Regions from separate parts of the Homo sapiens genome. Here region 2 is linked to region 1. Evidence: read pairs that join two places in POLR2A ChIA-PET (ENCODE). Cell type or tissue: IMR-90. All regions are shown on one strand. Each heading gives the region's core, and the rest is flanking DNA. Links, peaks and the distances in the headings are about the cores only.

Region 1 (8,330 bases), core at 252-8,251:
CCACACTCTGAAATTTTTTATTTGTTTATGAGCCATGAAATGACAGTTAGAAAAACAGCTAAAGTGGGGTGAACACATCCATAGAGTAAGTTCCCCAAAAAATGCCAAGTTAGAAGATAAAAGATCCAGAGCATAACTCAGACTGATACATGAAATGAGAGGAGAGAGAAAATAAAATACTAAACTTAAAGACAGCATTCGTATGTGGAAACAAGTGGAGCTGAATTGAGACAACTATTGTGTCATGGCCCTTGAAGGAAAACAGCAAATAAAAAGAAATACTCTCACACCACCTAAAACAAATTTACATGATGTTAAGAATGTTGGGCCAGGTACGGTGGCTCACACCTGTAATCCCAGCACTTTGGGAGGCAAGGCGGGTGGATCACGACGTCAGGAGATCAAGACCATCCTGGCTAAAACGATGAAATCCCATCTCTATAAAAAAATACAAAAAATTAGCCAAGCGTGGTGGTGGGCACCTGTAGTCCCAGCTACTCGGGAGGCTGAGGCCGGAGAATGGCGTGAACCCAGGAGGCGGAGCTTGCAGTGAGCCGAGATCGCGCCACTGCACTCCAGTCTGGGCAACAAGAGCGAGACTCTGTCTCAAAAAAAAAAAAAAGAATGTTGAGCTTGACAAATTTTAACCCTGGGATTTAGAAACTTGAATATATTTGAATTAATTTTACAGTAGAAGGGGAAAAATAAAAAAATGGAATGAGGAAGCTTTATAAGAAAAAGATACCAATTTTAAAGCTGTTCTATTTAGCAAAAGAAGTGATGGAATACTAACAACCCATAAAAAGTGGATGGATCATCCAGGTCCTTGGGAAAGCAGAGATGAGACATTTATTAGCTGAACAGTACACAGCAGCCTTAGATGAGACCACGGGGTGGGTGACAAATGGCCTCCCTTCTGAAAGACTCTCCTCTTTTTTCCCAGGAGAATACCCAAAGTAAAACGTACGCCTTGGGCATCTGAAAAGATGGTGAAATGTAAAGCCTCCTACTACGGCTTTAATCACGTAAAGCTCCCAAAATAAAACCTAAAGGGGAAAAACACAAGTCAAGCAACTTAACATTCAGCCTATGTTTAAGAAATAAAACCAAATAAAATAAGAAGTAAAACTCCATACTCCAAGGTGTGCATCTGGGACAATCTATATTGTGAAAGCCAGACTGTAATGGAAACTGCAAATGTCATTAGCTGCAGAGCTGCCAGCAGACCCTGCCACAGCAATGGCCATGCAGCCACACCCCACCAAGGGTCCCCGGAGGGCCCATTGATGGGATTCTCACAAGACACTGTACCCTTGATTGGACTAACTATGAATAGTTATTCCCTTCAAAGAAGAGGAGAGTTTAAGAAAAGAGGGTTCTGCTCCTTGACTTATGACAGAATCTTTTCTATATTGGAGAAGGAGAGCAAGAGCACACTGCCATGGTGGTCACCCTGGATGGCCTCCAATAACCTACTTCTTTTCATAGTCACCACCTTGTGTAGATCCCTCCCACACTGACTCTGGGCTTGGCCACATGACTTGCCTTGGCCAGTGAAACTTGGCAAGAATGACACAAGCAGAGGCTTATCCTTCTGGAATGCTTGTTTTTAGAGGCCTGGGCCACCAAGTGAAGAGGTCTCTCTATCCTACTGGTAAGTCCACGTGGAGTGACAAACACATAACAGCAACCAGCTCTTCCAGCATCCCGGAGGCGGCACCAGACATTTGTTGAGTGAAACCCGTGGAACAGAATAGCTACTCAGCTGTGCTCAGCCCAGATAGCAGAGGTGGGGGAAATCATAATTTGTGATTGTTAAGCTACTTTGTTTGGGGTAGTGTATGATGCAGCAATCAATAACAGGTTTTGTATTTACCAATGAGAGGACTTCTTGTCAAATGCTTTGACTGTGGAGATCAGTTGGACTTTAGTGCAAAACTCATAACCACTATTGACTAGGAGTGTGATTTGGGGTTGTTTATTTAACCTCTCTTCATCTTTTTCATGATAAAGTGGGTTCCTGTTGGTTGCTCCACCACCTTAGCATTTATGCTTTTCCCTTCTAGGGATGCCAGTTGCACCATAGCTCCAGAAGTTGGACCAAGGAACCTTAGAAAAGCCATTAGTGTGTTCTATCACCTGGCCACACACACATACACACACACATGCACAATGGTTTAGGGCTAGTCTTTTATTTATTATTATTATTATTATTATATATTTTTTGAGACAGAGTTTTGCTCTTGTTGCTCAAGCTGGAGTGCAATGGTGCCATCTCAGCTCACCGCAGCCTCCACCTCACGGGTTCAAGCAATTCTCCTGCCTCAGCCTCCTGAGTAGCTGGGATTACAGGCATGCACCATCAAGCCAAGCTAATTTTGTATTTTTAGTAGAGACAGGGTTTCTTCATGTTGGTCAAGCTGGTCTTGAACCCCCGACCTCAGGTGATCCGCCCGCCTCGGCCTCCCAAAGTGCTGGGATTACAGGTGTGAGCCACTGCACCCAGCCATGGCTAGTCTTATGACCTAACCCAGTCTGATCAGAATGAATCTCAGGACTTCAGCTGAAACTGTGAAAGATATTTCTTATTCTAGAAGCCAGCCTGAGGATGAAACCAACACACACTGCAGGGAATATTCAATAGAAAGAAATCAAAGGAAAAAGAATTTGAACCCAGATCCAAATGCTCCTAAGTGAGGATCTACCTTGAACTTTTTCAGCTATGTGAGCCAACAAATTGTCTTTATTGTTTAAATTAGTTCAAGAGTTATTACCTACAACCTAAAGTATCTGAACTGAGATAACTGGTCGCCTACTGTTTTAACTGCCACACACCCCTTTCTTCTTCTGGAAACACTACTTCCCTTCTTTGGGGGAACTGTTCCTCCCCCCACCACCACACACACGCGCACACACATACACAGTTCTAAAGGAGGCTGCAAATTAAAGCCGGCCCCAACATCCCTTCTCAACCCACAGGGGAAAATATAAGGCCCAACAGACATATCAGAGCCTTTCCCTGCATTTTAGGGACTGAAGGAAGACAGATGATCCCTCTCTGGTAGTGAAACCAAGAGCCGCCTACAGCCCTACTTCCAGCTTTGTGATAAAAGCCAACTGAGAGACTGAGAGGAGAATCCTAGAACATTTAAAACCCTGGTTCCAAGTGATCTTGAGGCCATCTGCCACCTTGAACCTTCGGTGAACTGGCTGTGTGCACCAGTGAATCCCCCCACTTCTCATCCCTGCATCTTTCTTGGGTGGGTTTCTTCCCTTTCTTTGACCAGGAGTCCTGATCCTACCTTTCTGACCTGAAGCAGACACCCAGAAGCTTCCCAAAGACAAGTCACAGAACCCTCTAGGCTGCCTTGTGCTCATCTTTGAAGTGAAGGGGTTGGGCTAGGCACAGTGGCTCACACCTGTAATTCCAACACTCTGGGAGGCCAAGGCAGGGGGATCACCTGAGGTCAGGAGTTCAAGATCAGCCTGGCCAACATAGAGAAACCCTGTCTCTACTAAAAATACAAAAAATTAGCTGGGTGTGGTGGCATGCACCTGTAATCCCAGTTACTCGGGAGGCTGAGGCAGGAGAATCACTTGAACCCAGGAGGCAGAGGTTGCAGTGAGCTGAGATTGCACCACTGCACTCCAGCCTGGGCAACAAGAATGAAACTCCATGTCAAAAAAATAAAAAATAAAGTGAAGAGGTTGGATGAAACTTTGTCTGGAGTGCCCCTTGGCTTTATTCTGGGCCTGAAGCCCTCCCAGACTGCTGCTATGGTTTGAGTATTTATGTCCCCCTGAAATTCATATGTTGAAATCTTAACCCCCAAGGTGATGGTACTGGGAGGTAAGACCTTTGGGAGGTGATTAGGTCAGGAGGGTAGTACCCTCATGAATGGAATTATTGCCCTCATAAAAGAGACCCAAGGGAACCCATTCATTTCTTCTGTCATGTGAGGACACAGCAAGGTACCATCTATGAACAAGGAAATAGTCCCTTACCAGACACTAAATCTACCAGCACCTTGATCTTGGAATTCTCAGCCTCCAGAACTATGAGAAATAAATTTCTATTATTTATAGGCAGTTTATGATATTTTGTTATAGCAGCCTGAATGAAGTAAGACAAGCCCCTGTAGTCTCCAGCAAGAATGACAACAGCACCCACTTTGTCTACATATAACTTTGCACACCTTTCTCTTCTTCTTATCATGCCCCATTTTTGTTAAAGATTGATTCATAAAGTTAACATCAGCTATCAGCACATGCCTAACAATATCAACAGCTTCCATTTATTGGGTGCCTACTTGGTGCCAAGTTAGGTGTTTCATATATTGTTTCCAATCCTTACAACCCACATGTACCAAATGGTAGTAAAAATAGAGGCGAATTTTCAATATCATACTGAATGGGAAAAAGCTGGAAGCATTCTCCTTGAAAACCAGCACAATACAAGGATGCCCTCTCTCACCACTCCCATTCAACATAGTACTGAAAGTTCTGGCCAGGGCAATGAGCCAAGAAAAAGAAATAAACGATATTCGAATAGGAAGAGAGGAGGTCCAATTGTCTCTGTTTGCAGATGACATTATCCTATATCTAGAAAACCCCATTGTCTCAGCTCAAAAGCTTAAGCTAATAAGCAACTTTGGCAATATCTCAGGATACAAAATCAATGTGCAAAACTCACAAGCATTCCTATACGCCAACAATAGACAAGCAGAGTCAAATCATGAATAAACTCCTATTCACAATTGATACAAAGAGAACAGAATAAATAGGAATACAGTTAACAAGGGATGTGAAGGACTTCAAGGAGAACTACAAACCACTGCTCAAGGAAATCAGAGAGGACACCAACAAATGGAAAAACATTCCATGCTCAAGGATAGGAAGAATCAATATCATGAAAATGGCCATACTGCCCAAAATAATTTATAGATTCAATGCTATTCCCATTAAACTACCATTGACATTCTTCACTGAATTAGAAAAAACTACTTTAAAATTCATATGGAACCAAAAACGAGCCTGTATAGCCAAGACAATCCTAAGCAAAAAGAACAAAACTAAAGACATCACACTACCCTACTTCAAACTATACTACAAGGCTACAGTAACCAAAACAGCAGGGTACTGGTACAAAAACAGATAAGCAGACCAATGGAACAGAATAAAGATCTTAGAAATAATATCACATACTACAAACAACTGATCTTCAACAAGCCTGACAAAAACAAGCAATGGGGAAAGGATTCCCTGTTAGGAAATGGTGCTGGGAGAACTGGCTAGCCATATGCAGAAAATTGAAACCGGACCCCTTCCTTACGCCTTATACAAAAATTAACTCAAGATGGCTTAAAGACTTAAATGTAAAACCCAAAACTATAAAAACCCTAGAATAAAATCTAGGCAATACCATTCAGGATGTAGGCACAGGCAAAGATTTCATGAGGAAAATGTCAAAAGCAATTGCAACAAAAGCAAAAATTGACAAATGGGATCTAATTAAACTAAAGAGCTTCTGCACAGCAAACTAAACTATCATCAGAGTGAACAGACAACCTACAGAATGGGAGAAATTTTTGCAATCTATCCATCTGACAAAGGTCTAATACCCAGAATTTAGAAGGAACTTAAATTCACAAGAAAAAAACAACCCCATTAAAAAGTGGGCAAAGGGCTGGGCGTGGTGGCTCAGGCCTGTAATCCCAGCACTTTGGGAGGCTGAGGCAGGCAGATCACCTGAGGTCAGGAGTCCAAGACCAGCCTGGCCAACATGGTGAAACCCCATCTCTACAAAAATACAAAAATTAGCTGGGCAAGGTGGCGGGTGGCTGTAATCCCTGCTACTCAGTAGGCTGAGGCTGGAGAATCGCTTGAACCCAAGAGGCAGAAGTTGCAGTGAGCGAAGATCACACCATTGCACTCCAGCCACCTGGGCGACAGAGCAAGACTTCATCTCAAAAAAAAAAAAAAAGTGGGCGAAGGACATGAACAGACACTTCTCAAAAGACGACATGTATGTGGCCAAAAACCATGAAAAAAAGCTCAACATCACTGGTCATTAGACGGATGCAAATCAAAACCACAATGAGGACCCTCTCGTGCCAGCCAGTCAGAATGACGATTATTAAACAGTCAAGAAACAACAGATGCTGGTGAGGCTGTGGAAAAATAGGAACACTTTTACACTATTGGTGGGAATGCAAATTAGTTCAACAATTCTGGAAGACAGTGTGGCAATTCCTCAAAGACCTAGAGCCAGAAATACCATTTGACCCAGCAATTATTATAAGTGAGAACCTGCAGTGTTTGGTTCCCATTACTGGTATTTCTATTATTGGATAATACACCCAAACGAATATAAATCATTCTACTATAAAGACATATGCATGTGTATGTTCATTGCAGCACTATTCACAATAGCAAACACATGGAATCAACCCAAATGTTCATCAATGATAGACTGGATAAAGAAAATGTGGTACATATACACCATGGAATACTATGCAGCCATAAAGAGAAATGAGATCATGTCCTTTGCAGGGACATGGTTGGAGCTTGAAGCCATCACCCACAGAAAACTAACACAGGAACAGAAAACCAAACACCACAGGTTCTCAGTTATAAGCGGGAGCTGAACAATCAGAGCACAGGGACACAGGGAGGGGAACAACACACACTGGGGCCTGTGGGTGAGGAGCTAGGGGAGGGAAAGCTTCAAGATAAATAGTTAATGCATGCTGGGCTTAATACCTAAGTATTAAACCTGCACATCCTGCACATATACCCTGGAACTTTAAATTAAATTAAATAATAATAAAGGCAAATTTTGAGCCAACCCCTCCCTTTTCAGTCCTCCAGATCCTTGCCTCTGCTTTCCAGTAGTCCTCCTCTCCAGACATCTCTGAGAATCTCATGTTGTGCTTCCTAAGGCCATTATGGTAAGAATTTGTTCATAGTTCCACCAATGTGAGGTTCTCAATCCTTCTCCTCTTGTGTCTTTCTTTGATTCCTCAAAAGCGGAGGGAGCCCAAACTGGAAACTACTTGCAATGCTCATCAGCAATAGAATGTATGAAAATGTTGTGGGATATTTACTCAATGGAATCCCATGCTGCAATGAGAGTGAATGAATGACACCTACCCACAGCCATATTTGCAAAAGAAGTAAAGTACAGGAATGATTCCACTTATATAAAGAGCAAAATCTGGTAAAATGTACCCAAGGCTTTTTAGATGTCAAGATAGGGGCGACCTTGGGGAGGAATGACAGGGAGGAGGCAAAAGTAGTACTTCTGGGGTGCTGGTCACATTTTGATACTTAACCCTGGTCAGGGATTAGGTTCAGTTTATAAATGTTTATTGAACTGGACACTTAGGGCTTGTGAGTTTTCCTGTTCTTTCTCATACTCCAATACAGAAGTCTTAAAATGAATATAGGAGATGTGCTATCCCAATGTCCGGGCTGCAGTGCTTGGCTGCTGCTATCCTGAGTTCTTCTCCAGGCCCACCAGTGTCAGAACCTACAGAGCTTTCATTGCAGGGCCAACACTGCATTTGGGGGACCTATTTACCTATGACACAGCGGTCCTGGTATCCTGTGCCATCTCTGCTGCTGCTGCTTTCTGGAAGCCTCACGTTCCATGCTGCTTATCTCCTGGACTTATCTCTCTCCATCCGATACGGAGAAGCCCTTTGTTTTTTTTTTTTTTTTGAGACGGAGTCTCGCTCTGTTGCCCAGGCTGGAGTGTGGTGGCGCGATCTCGGCTCACTGCAAGCTCCACCTCCCAGGTTCACACCATTCTCCTGCCTCAGCCTCCCAAGTAGCTGGGACTACAGGTGCCTGCCACCACGCCTGGCTAATTTTTTTTTTTTTTTTTTTTTTTGTATTTTTAGTAGAGATGGGGTTTCACTGTGTAAGCCAGGATGGTCTCGATCTCCTGACCTCGTGATCCGCCCATCTCAGCCTCCCAAAGTGCTGGGATTACAGGTGTGAGCCACCACACCAGGCTAGAGAAGCCCTTTTTATCTCAGGGGCCCAGCTCTTTTGATACAAGGGTTGGGTGAGGGTGAGGCACCTCTCATGCTACTGTAACTTCAGTTTTACTGCCCAACTCGCTGAGAAAGTCTTCCCCAGGAGAGTTTATTATATTTCCAGTAATAAAGAACTCTGTTTTCATCACGCTTCTCCTGCCTGGGATGTGTTAGCACTCTGGCAGGCAGTTAGTTCAATGAGGGCCATATGGTATTATGGTTAGGAGCATGGCTCTGGATCACTGCCCCCTCAGTCCTCGCTCTGCCACTTCCTGGCTGTGGGTAAGT
Region 2 (8,330 bases), core at 120-8,119, 77 kb before region 1:
GCTGTTGTGAAATAAAACGGTCACCTGGAAACGTTTACAATATGATGACTAAATATGCATTCTGGGACCCTTTCTACAAAGAAATGGGACGGGAACCTCCCACTCGGCCCTTGCCCTCCCAGAGGCACATTGCCCAGGGATTCCTTTGTCTCCTTGGGGCCTTGCCAAGTCTGATGTGCCAGTCACCAATCTAGGCCAAGTTCACACTTATCTCTCCACTCCTACCGAGGTGAAAGGGCCCTGGTGAAGAAACAGTCAGGCACACAGCTCTGCTCCCAATCCAAGACACGTGTTCAGCAGAAAGCTCTCTGCTGTACTCTGGTCGCTTGACCCCTGCCCACCCCCAGCACCCTGCCCTGGGAGCTCCAGTGCTTTCTCCAAACCTGACACTTGCCTCCAGCTCCAGTCTGAGCTTCTCCCTCTGCTGACCATGCCCATCTTGTCATGGTTCCTCCCCAGAAGCACAGAAGACTTTCTCATCTCTCAGGACAGCCAGCCCTCCTCTTAGGCATTAGATCCCAAGGGACTTCCCTTCCATGACCATTCCTTCTCTGCATCTGTATCCCAGCCCTTGCTAGAGCCGTGGCCCTTCTGTTCTCTTCATTTCAGGCATGGGCATGGGGGGAAGGCCCTCTGAGCTGCTTCCCTCCTTCCTTCTCAGACAACCTTTGGCTCAAGTCATCTCTACCCATCCCTTTCCTCACACTCTTGCCTTCCTTACCCTCAGGCAATCCGGCCCACACCTCCTCGCATTCCTGGAGCTGCAAGCTCTCAATTGTCAGCAGTAATCTTTGGCCCCATCCAGTAATAATCTTTTCTCACTTTTCATTTCACAATTTGGTAACACCCATCAGCACCTCCACCCCTCGAATGTCACCAATTTTATTTCTATGGCATTGCCCTCATGGGTTTATTCCTACCTGGGTATTTCCCTTCTGCCTCCTTTACTGCTCCTCTTCTAAAAGCAGGAGCAGAATGATCCATCTCCAAGGCTCATATTAATCCTCAGCTTTGTATTTTTCTCTTCATTCTCCTGCTCTGAGATATCCCATTGATCCTCACTGCTGATAGAACAAAGTTCATTATCCCGGCCTTTAAGGCCATTATCATTGCACATGACCCTGCCAGCCAGCTCTACCTCCCACTTTTCCCTTCTACTCCAGCCAGGCTGCTTGTCTCCAGCCTGGACCACAGATGTGAATGTTTTTGTCAACTCCAAGGCTCTACCTGGGCCACGTCCCTTCTACTTCCCTCCTCTCTACTCAAATCCTACTCCCGTTCCAAAGTCTAGCTAAACTCTCATCTTTTCCCCACTTGAATTATTAATGCACAGAAAACAGAGAAGGTGTCTCATACTCTTGCATATCCCATCAGTTTATGGTATACATATGGAAGCCAAACGTATAAAAACTCGTTCAGCCAAACATACACAAACTCATTTAGTACATATCTACTTAATCTATGCATCCTTTTGTCTTGACCATCACAGCAACAAGCACAATGTGATACAATTCTGTTCAATTATTGCTTACTTTGCAAACATTGGTAATTATAGTGTCTATTGTCATACATTATGGTTTTTATCTCATCGATTTAGGTGTACGAATTTCATACTAAATAGACCCATTTGTTTCCTGCTACTTGTTGGCAGGGATTGGGGTAAAGTGTCACAGCTCGTAGCAGTGTTTCACACTTGGCCTGAAGCAAACGACTTACGCTGTGGTTTATCTGAGATGACATTAGGCGGGCTTTGCCTTTTTTTTTTTTTTTTTTTTTTTTGAGATGGAGTTTTGCTCTTATCGCCCAGGCTAGAGTGCAATGGCGTGATCTCGGCTAACTGCAACCTCGGCCTCCTGGGTTCAAGCAGTTCTCCAGCCTCAGCCTCCTGAGTAGCTGGGATTACAGGTGCCCGCCACCACACCCGGCTAATTTTCATAATTTTAGTAGAGATGGGGTTTTGCCATGTTGGCCAGGCTGGTCTGGAACTCCTGACCTCAAGTGATCTGCCCACCTCGGCCTCCCAGAGGACTGAGATTACAGGCATGAGCCACCACACCCGGGGTTATCTAGAGCTTTCCATTATGCATAGCTAAGCCTACTCTTACCTGTCACACCTATCCAAGAGTCAAAACTTATCATTCAGTTCATAACTTCTAGAAACTTCAAACCAAAATCCTGCCAATATCTGTGTATGCTGCTCTGCTCCAAAAGACCATGTATGTGCCAATTCCCGTCTTTGTAAATGAAATGAATCCACGGCTCTTTTTAACAGAACAGGTTAAAATTGTACTTTTGTCATTCCCCATCTCTATTCTTCTTTTGTGAGTTTCTCCATTCAGATGAACAGGAGGCTGAGCAGTGCCATGGAACCTGCAGGCAACGTGGAGTAAGAGAAGCCCAAGTTGACACTCATCTCTGCCCTTTGTCAGCCATGTGACCCTGAGTAAATGACATCTTGTGTTCAAAACGTGGGGTAATTTCCATTTTAATCATCAAAACCCCACTGGGAGCTGGGCACAGTGACTCACGCCTCTAATCCCAGCACTTTGGAAGGCTGAGGCGGGCAGATCACTTGAGGTCAGGAGTTTGAAAGCAGCCTGACCAACATAGTGAAACCCTGTCTCTACTAAAAATACAAAAATTAGCCAGGTGTGGTGGTGTGTGCCTGTAATCCCAGCTACTCGAGAGGCTGAGGCAGGAGACTCATTTGAACCCAGGAGGCAGAGGTTGCAGTGAGCCAAGATCACATCACTGCACCCCAGCCTGGGTGACAGAGTAAGACTCTATCTAAAACAAAACAAAACAAACAAACAAAAAACCCTGTTGGGGTTACTGTGAGAATTAAGTGATAGGAATATGTTTTCAAAAGCCTAGCCAGGGTCTGATGTGTGGTGGGGGTTCAATAAATGCTTAGGACATCTAAAATAAAAAGAATATTGAAGCAGAGCATTGTGGCTCATACCTGTAATCCCAGCACTTTGGGAGGCTGAGGTGGAAGGATCACTTGAGCCTGGGAGTTCAAGGCTGCAGTGAGCCATGATCGCACCATTGCACACTGGCCTGGGCAATAGAGTGAGACACTGTCTCAAAATTAAAAAAAAAAAAAGACCACAGAACATACACCTCCCAAGTGACTAATTTCTAATCAAATAATTAACAATTTCCTTTTTTAGGCAGAGAGAATTGTGCCCCTCACACATGTCAGGGTCTTTTGTACATCTGGATACTGAGGCTGTTAGCCTTGCAACCTGAGGGCCATGAGGTCCAGCTCTCTCATAGGCAGTAAAGACTCATGGAGAGCTCAAGACAAGAGCCATCATTTGGTACAAGTTCAAGAGTGTGGAAGATCACCTGCAAAGATGACCACCAATCATCCTCTCAACGTCGTGCACATGTGAGCGAGCATGCCATGCGAGAGACAGACTCGTTCCCCTCCACTTGCATCTCGCTTTGACCAGTAGAACACAGTAGAGTCTCATCGTGTGACTTACAGGTCTAGGTAAGAGGCCTTGCTAGTTCTCTTTTCTCTCTGAGAAACCAGCCACCAAGTAAAAAGCTTAGGCTAGATTACTTACCAAATGATGACAGAATGCCTGGAGACAGGTCACACGGAGGAGAACCAAGGTATCCCACTGACAGCCAACACTCGACCCCAGACCATGACAGACCCTCCCCCAGCCAACTCTCAGATCGACAAACAAGTGGCTCCAGCTCACAGCAGGAGAAGCAGAGCCTCCTACCTGATCACAGAAGTATGAGAAGTAACAAAGCATTGTTGTTTTAAGTCCCTAAGCTTGGGGATGGCTTGTTACACAGCTTGTTACACTGATACAAAAGAGAGTGTTACCCCCCATGGTTCTCAGACACAGGACACAGGATCCACCATGTCAATGCCTCCCTCCAGGAGACACCCAAGCCTCGACCACAATCAGGGAAGATGCCTACCTGTATTTTCAGCTTCTGCTTGAAGATGCTTACTTAGCCCTGGGTACCCATCCTCTTTGAGCTAACTGCTTTAGGCTCTCCTTTGAGCTTGTTTTTATTATTAGTTTCTATCTTGTATATTAACTTTAAAAGAGCAAAGAAGAAATAACTTGCAGGGAAGAGCCATGAAGATAACCCAAGCCCGAACAGAGGAGCCTGGATGGATTTCCTCACCATTAATTGGCTCTGCCAATTCACTATAGTTAAATTCCCATTTTCCACTCCTAAGTGAATTTCTTATTACTAAACTCTGTAGTAAAAATAATAATAGCTCACATTTATTGCATTCTTAACATGTGTAAGGCACTGTGCCAAGCGTTTCAGAAGTATGGTTTCATTTAATTTTTTAAACAACTAAATGAAGCACATCCGATTCATTCATTTATCAAATATTAATCAGCCGGGCACCGTTCCAGGTACTGAAGATACATAAATAAACAACATTGACAGAGACCCTGCTCTCGTGGCGCTTGCATTCCATGTTGGAGACAGGCAGGAAATGCATAGTGTGTAGGAAGGTGAGAAATTCAAACGACAGAAGACATACAGGAGAATAAGAGCCTTCCAAATCAGGTGACATTTGAGCAGGGAGTGAGGGTGTCAGCCTTGGGGATGGATATATGGGAAGAACACTCCAGGCAAGTACCATTTCCTGAGCCAGGAACACTCTTACTGTGTTCTAGGAGCAGCAAAGAGGTCCAAATGGCTGGATCAAGAATGTTTAGTGGTGAGGCCAGACAGGTACCAAGGAGCCGGATTAAGGAGGGCCCCCTATGCCACGGTAAGGACTCTGGCTTTATTCAGAATGAGCTGGGAAGGCACGGGAGACTTTCCATCTCACCTTTTTAAAAAATTACTCTGGGCCAGTGGCGGTGGCTCATGCCTGTACTTCCAGCACTTTGGGAGGCCAAGACTGTTGATTGCTTGAGCTCAGGAGTTTGAGACCAGCCTGGGCAACATGGTGAGACCCCATCTCTATAAAAAATACAAAAAAAAATTAGCCGGGCTTGGTGGCGCATGCCTGTGGTCCCAGCTACTGGGGAGGCTGAGGCGGGAGGATTGCTTGAGCCCAGGAGGTTGAGGCCACGGTGAGCCGAGATCGAGCCACTGCACTCCAGCTTGGGTGACAGAGTGAGAGACTGTCTCAAAAATAAATAAATAAATAAAAATAAAATCACTCCGGCTACTGTATAGCGGGGAAGGGAGACCTCTTCAGAGACTAATGCAATAATCAAAGTGAAATACAAGGGTGACTTGGACCAACGTGGTAGCCCAGGAAGTAGGGAGAAGCTGCAAACTTCCTGAAATCTCTGGAAGGCAGGGCTGCCCAGATTTGCGGTGTTTGGGATATGGAGGTAGGAGAGAGAGAGAGCTCTATTGTGTTAGCATCTTTATGCCCGTTTTACAAATTTGTAAGTGAAAGGCAGAGTAACTTGCCCAAGAGGATACAGCCAATAAATGCAGAGCCACATCTCAAATCAGGATTGGTTTGATCCAAGAGCTCATCCTCTTCCCCACACTGCCCTACTGCCTCATGTTTAAAACCCCTAAGCCGCCTAAGTTGGAAATTCCATGGGTCAAACTGTCCCAATTCTACTCTGCCCTCTCCACACATAAGATAGAAATAAGCCAAATCCCTGTGTCATTCAGCAGATTGCTGAAGTAGTGCCATGCCCCTGTGACTTGAATGACCTCTCCTCTGCACGGGAAATACAAGACCCAAAGCCATACTGAGGGATGCGGACAAGCGCTTGGCCCAGCCACAGCAGGCTGCACCAATTACCAGGGATTGCCTAAAATCTGGGCAAAGGCTTTTCTCTCTGGCTAGGCTGCCAAACAATTCCTCGTATCTGATTACCTAAAGAGAGCAGAATAACAATTCATAAAACCATCACAGAGGAGACTTAAGAAACAGCTCGTTTTTAAGTGTTAAAGTGGCCTTATCATAACCTGCCACTCAGTAATATTAAATTTGATATTGGAAATGAAGTTTTCCACTAACAATTTCCACGAATGGAAGAGCTCTGATTCTCTTATTCTGCCTGGAATTTTTCTTGCTGGGGAGCTTTCGCAATGTGATGCAGCAGTAATACAAGTGTGTGTGCGCGGCTGCTTTTTAGAAGAGGTGTGTGTGTACAAAGGCCTTTGCACACGAAAAAAGTCCCGGTCATGACCCTGATGCACTAGGTTTGGAATTTTTTTTTTTATTCGTGTAAAGCCTCATTAACATTCTCCAACATAAAATATTTTTAGTAAGAGCCAAGTTCCCTTCCCCCACTTTCAAATTTCCTGTCACCAAAGTTGAAAACAAAAGGGCCTTCTATGAATCTCTCTCCCTTGCTTTCTTTCCCTCTCCTTCCTCTCTCTCTCCTCTTTCCAAAGCAGAGGACTCCAAAATTTTCAGCTGCAAAGCCTTGGAGACCCCAGAGATTCAACTGTTAAGAATACCAATTTCCGACTGAGGACTCACATGCAAAGGGAGTGAAGGATAACTGACATCACAATTTATTGCCCCCAAAACAACTTTCTCAACTCCAAGCAAAACCATAATTATGGGTGAGAAAGACACTCCCTGTTAACTGGCTGTGAAAGAGTGATTTACAATGCATTCTTCCTCACAGTGGAAGGCCTCTTGGCAGTCACAAATACAGGTTTTGTGTATTCAGAAGCAAAGCTCAGAGGAGCAGAAGAGAGTAAAAAGGACATTCTGCACGGGAAGTGTGCCCCTTTCCACCGCATTTATCCCATAAAGTCCCAGCACTAAGAGCTCTTGGAAAATTCCCCATTAGGAAAACAAACTTGCACCATGATCAGGACAAAGACTGACCCCTTTTTTTTTTCTTTCTTTCTTTTTTTTTCTCTTAAGTAGTTTCCTATCTATTGAAATCTGCTAGTTGGTTTATAGTTTATGGGAAGACAGCAGTGGCACAAATGAGGAAAATGCTAATACAATTTTAAGTTATAGAACCACATGGACCAGCCCAGCTCGGTGGCTCACGCCTGTAATCCCAGCATTTTGGGAGGCCGTGGTGGGCAGATCACCTGAGGTCAGGAGTTTGAGACCAGCCTGGCCAACATGATGAAATCCTGCCTCTACTAAAAATACAAAAACTAGCCAGGTGTGGAAGTGCATGCCTGTAATCCCAGAGACTCGGGAGGCTGAGGTGGGAGAATCGCTTGAACCCAGAAGGTGGAGGTTGCAGTGAGCCAAGATTGTGCCATTGCACTCCAGCCTGGGCAACAGAGCAAGACTCTGTCTCAAAATAAATAAATAAATAAATAGAACAACATAGACCTAACCTTGCCAGAGATAGACAATTTAAAGTGGTATTAAATTCTTGTATCTGAGAGAACTATCAAGCGTTAAACCTAAAACAGCACTGTAAGATAAGCAGGCGTCTAAGAGTATGCTTTCCTAACATGACCAGGAAGAGAGGCTCAATAGAGACATGGCAGGAGACTTTAGAAAATGAAAAAGGCAGGAGAAAGTAAAGGAGTCCAAAGAAAGGAGAACCAAGCCCAGGGACCGGAGCTTCAGAGGAACCGCCTAGAAAGAAACTGCCTTCCAGCAGGAAGCCTTCTTTCCTAGAATCCCCGCCCAAGGCAGCATATTTCCAGAAGGTACTGGGTCAAGAACCCAGTGAGCTTCCCCCCAAACCTTAAGAGCTTCTTACATATGTATCTTAATATTTCCAATCAAAGCAGGTGCCCCCAGTGCAGAAGCACAGCATTCCATTTCCTTCTAAGACAGACATGATCTCCAGATAGACTCCGCCTTTGCAAATTCCTTCCAGAGCATTGGGAATTAGTCCATTTTGTGACTATTGGGAAACGGTCCTATATTAAGGGAGAAATGGGTATGGATTACAATTTTCTGCCCTGAGTTGTCTTTAGGAGGCATGAATGGGTATACCCAGAGAGGAGGAAAAGGATGGGATTTAGAACAAAATGAAACTTAGGATTCAAACACAGTCTGTCTTTGAGCAAGAAACTTAAACCCTGAGCCTTATCTGTTCCATAGGGTTGAAATAATTATATTGAGGACCTGCTGTGGATATGACATGAGGTGCCTGGCGCCAGATCACCACTAAGTTGGTGTTCAGTGCCAGGGAGGTGGGTGTGGGCCCCCTCCTATGCTGCAATACCAGAGTTAATTGCCCTAAACTCAGACACGTGACTCCGCAGTAAACAGAGCTAAGGAGTGGTTGGCTATGTTGGCTGTGCTGAGGCTTAGAATGAGAAGAAAATAAACTATGGAAAAGAAATAGATGGTCCCGTGTCAAGAAGATCTGATTAAACAGGAGAAAAGGAGGGTGACAGCAACTCTCAGCCCATCAGCACCCCAA

Evidence for each region. Peaks named below come from ENCODE experiments on the same cell type or tissue, not always from the same donor. Only the 100,000 strongest peaks of a DNase experiment are listed, where the experiment ranks them.
Region 2: POLR2A ChIA-PET joins it to region 1 with 7 read pairs; 2 of 35 experiments call an interaction of 5 or more read pairs at or near these places.

The regions. Positions count from the first base shown.
Region 1 is chr6:14,895,112-14,903,441 of GRCh38, forward strand. All of the region lies in intron 2 of LOC105374945 (a long non-coding RNA gene), which reads right to left. Among named protein-coding and RNA genes, the nearest start is that of JARID2-DT, 350 kb to the right of the region's middle. In IMR-90, for the core only: no CTCF peak of the experiment used is centred there; no DNase peak of the experiment used is centred there.
Region 2 is chr6:14,818,518-14,826,847 of GRCh38, forward strand. No RefSeq gene overlaps it. Among named protein-coding and RNA genes, the nearest start is that of JARID2-DT, 420 kb to the right of the region's middle. RefSeq lists a silencer at 521-815 and enhancers at 2,330-2,409, 3,557-4,058, 4,429-5,216, 6,004-6,790. In IMR-90, for the core only: no CTCF peak of the experiment used is centred there; a DNase peak (open chromatin) is centred at 4,414.